Regions from separate parts of the Mus musculus genome. Here region 1 is linked to region 2. The links are chromatin loops, found by intact Hi-C in ENCODE. Cell type or tissue: left cerebral cortex. All regions are shown on one strand. Links, peaks and the distances in the headings refer to the core of each region. The heading gives the core; the rest is flanking DNA.

The links. Peaks named below come from ENCODE experiments on the same cell type or tissue, not always from the same donor. Only the 100,000 strongest peaks of a DNase experiment are listed, where the experiment ranks them.
Region 1: it touches region 2 in a loop (2.9-fold over the local background); 5 of 42 quality-filtered maps call a loop at or near these places.

Annotation. Positions count from the first base shown.
Region 1 is chr11:72,239,455-72,242,360 of GRCm38, forward strand. It overlaps Slc13a5 (solute carrier family 13 (sodium-dependent citrate transporter), member 5), which reads right to left. Exons shown (of 12, transcript NM_001004148.4): 12 at 2,540-2,906. Among named protein-coding and RNA genes, the nearest start is that of Gm34252, 2.9 kb to the right of the region's middle. In left cerebral cortex, for the core only: a CTCF peak has its summit at 1,225 (motif pointing left); a DNase peak (open chromatin) is centred at 1,124.
Region 2 is chr11:72,435,341-72,438,246 of GRCm38, forward strand. Ggt6 (gamma-glutamyltransferase 6) reads left to right here and starts at 186. Exons shown (of 4, transcript NM_027819.2): 1 at 186-424; 2 at 1,099-1,301; 3 at 1,379-1,492; 4 at 1,799-2,906. The coding sequence starts at 279. The coding sequence ends at 2,829. In left cerebral cortex, for the core only: no CTCF peak of the experiment used is centred there; DNase peaks (open chromatin) are centred at 1,163 and 2,048.

The sequences.
Region 1 (2,906 bases), core at 167-2,666, 200 kb before region 2:
ATGAATCTCCCAAGCTCCTGTGTCCTCCCCGCCTCCATAGTTTCCAGTGGAACTTAACTGAAAATCTTGTTGCAAAGACTTCAGGCTGATGGACACCTCCAGTGGCAGAATGGAAAAGCTCCCTCCTGTGATGTGAGGAGATTCATCTGTGTAAAAGGCTTGGAGTGTGAAGAAGCTAGAACCTGCCCCTGGTAGGCCGAGAGACAAGATTTTTAAGATGCTGTGAGGCTGAGGAGAGGTTGCTGGGAAGAGGGGACTCTGCTTTAGGGTGGGAAAGCTAGATGTAGTTTCTCACCAGACAATTCAGTAGTCAGCCTTTATTTCTATAAATATGAATATACCCATGGTCTTACCAAGAATATCTATCCATTGCAGGGGTGACTCTGTTAGCGAGTTGATGTCCTGCCTAGAGTCTGGAGCCAAAGCTTGTCTATTACAAGCAGGGGGTTTGGGAAAATGTGACTTCACCTGTTCCAGGTAGATTCCCCAAAGAAATTGTGAGTTCAGAGGGAACAGAAAAGGACATCCATAGCCTGCCCTTGGAGAGTCATAATTTAGCTATCAGAGGGTAAGAAGCTCCTTAGGCCACGGCCTTTGGAATGAGAGGTCTTTATGGACTCCTAAGTCCCTGGCAAGTACATTCAGAAGACAATAATTCTCAGAATTTTGTGTTCAGCTAATTGTGACTCCAAATGTCTGGTTCACACAGTAAGAGGATGGGCCTGGATACAAAATGTTGAAGGCAAATATAGGTGTTGCCCAAAGGTGGCCCTTTTGCAGCTAGCTAAACCTCAGATGGGAACTGAAAGTCACAGACTCACTCTCAGCTGATGCACAGGGACAGAGACAGGCATTTTGAGGAGGAGTTATAGCTGACAGAAGGAGGGGGTGGTCACCTAAGATGGGCATCTCCAACTCTAGGAAAGGCCCTTACTCACTGCCCAATCTGGCCCTTCCACAGTGGAAGCTGAGGCCCAGAGTGCAGACTGACTTGCTCCATGTCATGTGTGGGGACCCAGCTGCTTCTATGGGGCACAGTATAACCATGGAGGTCCAGTGGGGCCCTCAGAGGAAACCTGGCCTTTAGGAAATGGAAGCGATCCTGAAGCTCCTTGATAATCAAGCCACCAGCACTCTTGGAATCTTCTAATGTTTTCCTGGGGCATTCTGTGGAGACGGAGCCACCAAGTGGCCTGGAGAGAGGACACCAGACACTGTTGCTTACCCAGCAGCTCCCCCTGCCTTGCCCTTTCTGCTGGGATTTCGATTTTTCATGTTTAGTAAATGGAAATCCCTGGATCAGGAAACACAGGCCAATTCCTGATCTATGAAACCCACCTCTTCTGTCAGTGTACCCTGGTTCTACCCGGTGAGGCATAAAAGGGAGTCCCCACATGGCTTCTGAGAGAGGTTGTGTCTTCCCTAACAAAAGAGAAAGATGTACTTTGGCACCTCCGGAACCCCCAACTCCTGCACCCTCTCTTCATTCCTGAAAGGACCGTAGATGTGGATGTGACCCACGGCTGCAGTGGGGGAGTAAAAAGCACAATTCCCCGAGGATGACAGAACAGACTGTGGAGCCCAAGCCTTTGGTGGCTTAGGTGGGCAACTGGATGGTCTTACCTCCACACTCCCATTAAGTAAACATCGGAGGACCCTATGGCAATGTGCTGTCCACTTGATTTTCAGTCATTTATAACCCAAAGCATTCCACATGAACACAGGCCATGTGTGTTGGTGCACCTCTATCCATTTGCAAGAGATGTCACTCAGACAGCCTCAAGTCAGCCTCTTCCACTATGGGTCCTGCTCTCCAGAATCTTCTTTTCAGCCCTCAGCTGGGTAGTGTCTAGTAGTAGAGTCCTCCACCCACCCTACCAAACCCTTTCCTCCCCACTGACCATCCAACTTGAGATGCTCTACTGCCCCAGCATAGCTCACTGCATCAAGCATATTCTATATAGGCCAGTCCTTGAGTTATTGGTCATACTCATGGTGACCTGCTCTGGCACAGCCACAATGGTGGCTCTAAAACCCAAGAGCAGTCAGTAGTTGTCAGTCATAATAGGGCTGTGGAGACCAGAAAGTTAGGTAAGGAGAGGCTGTCAATGTGATATGGGAGACAAGAGTTCACTATTTCGATCACACTTTCCTCGGGAAGAGTCTGAGGGAAGGGACCAGTTCTGTCCTGAGTCCATCTCAGAGAGAACAGCAAGGAAGGTCTCATGTTTAGAGATCTTCTCTGGCTAAGCAGGATCTTAGGGTAGGCTGGCTCTCAGCCACCTACCTCTCCCTATAAGCCCAATAAGACCAAAGCCCTCCATGGGTAAAAGGAGGAGAAAAGGAGAGGCCTGTCTTTATGGGATCCAGAACTGCCAACTAGCTGGACCTAGAACTCATCCCCTGGATGCTGTGAGCCTTGTTTTTCTCCAAGGATGAATGAGGGTCCTAATGCCGGCCGTCTCACAGGGCAGCCGCAAATGTGGAATACGATAACTGGTGAATTCCCTGGGTCCAGGAAGGCCAGGCACCCAGGAGGTGGACAGAGAGCAACTGTTTATTCATCTGCCTCCCTCTGTCTCCTTCACAAGGTACAAAATCACAGACCAGTCAGCACACTGGAACTTTCCATAGCAGACAGAGTATTTGACAAGAGCAAGCCTTCAACAGTGTGGTCAGGAGTCATCCCTCCTAAGGAGCCAGGCACATACTTGGTCTTTGATGGGAACTTCTTGGGTCCCCATACTGTCTTCTGCCCAGAAAAAAAAAAATGACATCCACGGGCCTCGTCTACCCAACTGTGCTTCTTTTCAGAGCAAATTAAGCAAGGAAGAGGGTATCACTGAAAGACAACGGAGAGCTTCCTCTCCTGTCTCCCTTTCATATGATGGACACTCCCCTCAGCC
Region 2 (2,906 bases), core at 196-2,695:
CCCACCTCTTAGTCTATAGCTATAGTGTTGGGCTCCTCCTAGACCTGTATAAATTGTGACTCTGTATGGCAGCTGCTCGGGGAACCTTTATAAGAGCCCCGAGTCCTAACGAGGCAGGCTCATAGCAGCCTTCCCAGCCCCGCCCTGCCCAGACCTGTTCTCTGTTTCACCACCTCCATTCCCCAAGGCCACCCAGCACCAGCCACAACCTGCTTGCTTGCCTCTCTGGCAGTGTCAACTGTCAGGGCTCTCGGCAAAGATCTGGGGTAGCACGGGCCATGGATGCCACCACAGGACCTGTGCACTATCACAAGCTACAACTCTGGGAGCCTGGCGTGGAGTCAGAGGAGGAGGAGGAGGAGGAAGAGGAAGAGATAGCAGAGCCACTGGTCCTCTCCCTAAGGAGACTCCAAAATACCCCCCGGTGAGTCAGCAAGGGCCTGGGGACCTCCATAACTCAGGCTGGACGGCTGGCAAGGTCCTCTCTCTGGAATCCCTAAGCTGGGTCAGGCAATCTCACACTTGGCTGAGCATCAGGGACTTTCTAGATGAGTTTGGGGGGAGGGGAGCTCTAGGCTGCAGATCCAACTTGGGACTGAGCCAGTCAGTCAGAGGAAGGTCTGTGTATCTTAAGAGAAGACATCTTAGACATCTGTATCAAGCTGGACCCAGTACTGCCCCAGCTCTCCCAGCCTCACCCCAGCTCCATGCCATAGCACCTGCTGGACGGGTTGGGACTGGGCTACACCTGGATGAACCCTGCTCCTCAACCACCTCTCCCCATGTGCCAAGCCCCTTCCAGGTCTCCCTCTGACTGACTGGCCACCCCTGCCTCCTCCAGCTCTTCTGTTAGACACTCTCTCCAAGCCAGCCTCAGTTTCTCCAACTTTTTCCTACCTCTGTGTCTTTGCCAATGCAGTGCCCTGGGCTCTCTCTCTCTCTCTCTCTCTCTCTCTCTCTCTCTCTCTTCTCTCTCTCTCTCTCTCCAATTTATACTCTTGCAAAATCAAACCTTTGGGGGAAACATTCCTTGGGTCTTCTTGGGGTTCCTGGGTGCTCCTTTACCCCATCCCTGGCTCAGGACTCCCCTTTCTGCAGGAACGAGGTTGGTGGGTTGCCAGGAGCCTGGGCCCGCCTGCTGGCAGGCTTGTTGCTGCTGGCTGTTAGCAGCTCTCTGGCTCTGAGGCAGCTGCACAGTAGGGACAGCCCAAGAGGAAACTTGGGCTCTGTGGCCCCTCCAGCCAGCAGACACTCCCATCGCCCTGGTGTGTACCACCACAGCGCCATTATCAGCCCGGCAGGTCAGTGTTTGGGAAGGGGCTAGGGGTCAGTGGTTCAGGGCACCTCCCCATCACACACAGACCTTTCCTTACTGCAGCCACATGTTCCCAACTGGGCCAAGAGTTGCTTGTCGCTGGGGGCAATGTCGTGGATGCTGGAGTTGGAGCAGCTTTGTGTCTGGCGGTGGTACATCCTCATGCAACAGGCTTAGGTCAGTGTAATCTGTGGGCCCTGAACCTCAGAGCTTCTAACCTGGGGCCTAGTTAGTGACCTGGAACTCATTAGGGCAGTCAGTGGCCATTACCTCAAGACTAGCTAGTGAGCAGGACATGGGATCTGAGCACCAGGCCTAGTCTTGAGTAACCTTTGACCCTGGTCAGCAACTCCTGATTTCAGGCTTAGTCAGTGACCTCTATTGCAAGCAAGACAGTGATTCTCTACCTGGGACCACTGGAGGATCTTGACCCCAATTCTGGCCAGTGCCTCTGATCCCCATGTGACCTCTGTCTCCCAACAGGTGCCACATTCTGGGGTCTCTTCTACAATAGCTCTTCAGGAAACTCAACTGCCCTGACAGCAGGCCCAACCCAACTCCTGGCCCCCGGCCTGGGGCTGCCCACGGGTCTGCCTGCTCTGCATTTGCTTCATGCCCACTTCGGCCGCCTGCCCTGGCCACACCTGCTGACCAAGCCTGCCATGCTGGCTGAAAAGGGCTTTGAGGTAGATGCACCCCTGGCAAACGCACTAGCCATCCAGGGCACAAAGGGGCTCTGTCCATTGTTCTGCCATACCAATGGAACCCCACTGGGCCTTGGGGCTCGGGCCACCAACCCCAACCTGGCAGCTGTATTACGCAGCGCAGCCCTGGCCTCCAGCCCAGATCTCGCTGGGAAGGCCTTGCTGAACCCGCTGGTCAGAGACCTGGGGTTAGAGTTACCTTCTGCTCAGCCCGTGCCTTCCTTAGAGCCTGCGCTGCAGCTTCTTCTGCCTCGGGGGGTCCTGTTCACGACTCCTGGCCCCTCAGCAGGTCCAGAACTTGTGGAACTGCTGGAGTCTACTCTTCACTCCAGGACACCCAGCTCTGCTCCCTGCCCACCATTCCTGCAAACTGCTGAAACCCCAGTGAGCAGTGCCCTGGCCACCGTGGACAGCAACGGCTCCATGCTCCTCCTCATCTCCTCAATCAACAGTTCCTTTGGTTCTGGACATCTATCCCCAAGTACTGGTGTTCTGCTCAGCAACCTGGAAGCCAGCCCTGCACCTAGTGCCTGGGCCTGTCCACTCATCCTTCGTGACAACCTGGATGACACAGAAGCCGATATGTTGGGGATGGTGGCTTCAGGGATCTCCAGAGGGGCCAAAGCCATGACTTGCACCTTGCTCAATCATCTGGCAACACCCCAAATCCCACAGCAGCCCCAGCATCAAAGACCCACAGAGAGCCCTGGCATATGTGGCCAAGGGGCCCTACTGCAGGCGGTAGTCCATGCAGAACACGCCCATGTCTCCAGTGTCCCCAGTGGCTGCTGCCCCTTTCAGGGGTATTAACAGAGGGGCAGAGGTGTCTGGAACTTGAGAGCCAGACAGAGAAGGTCTAGCAGCAATGAATGTATGAAGAGAATGTA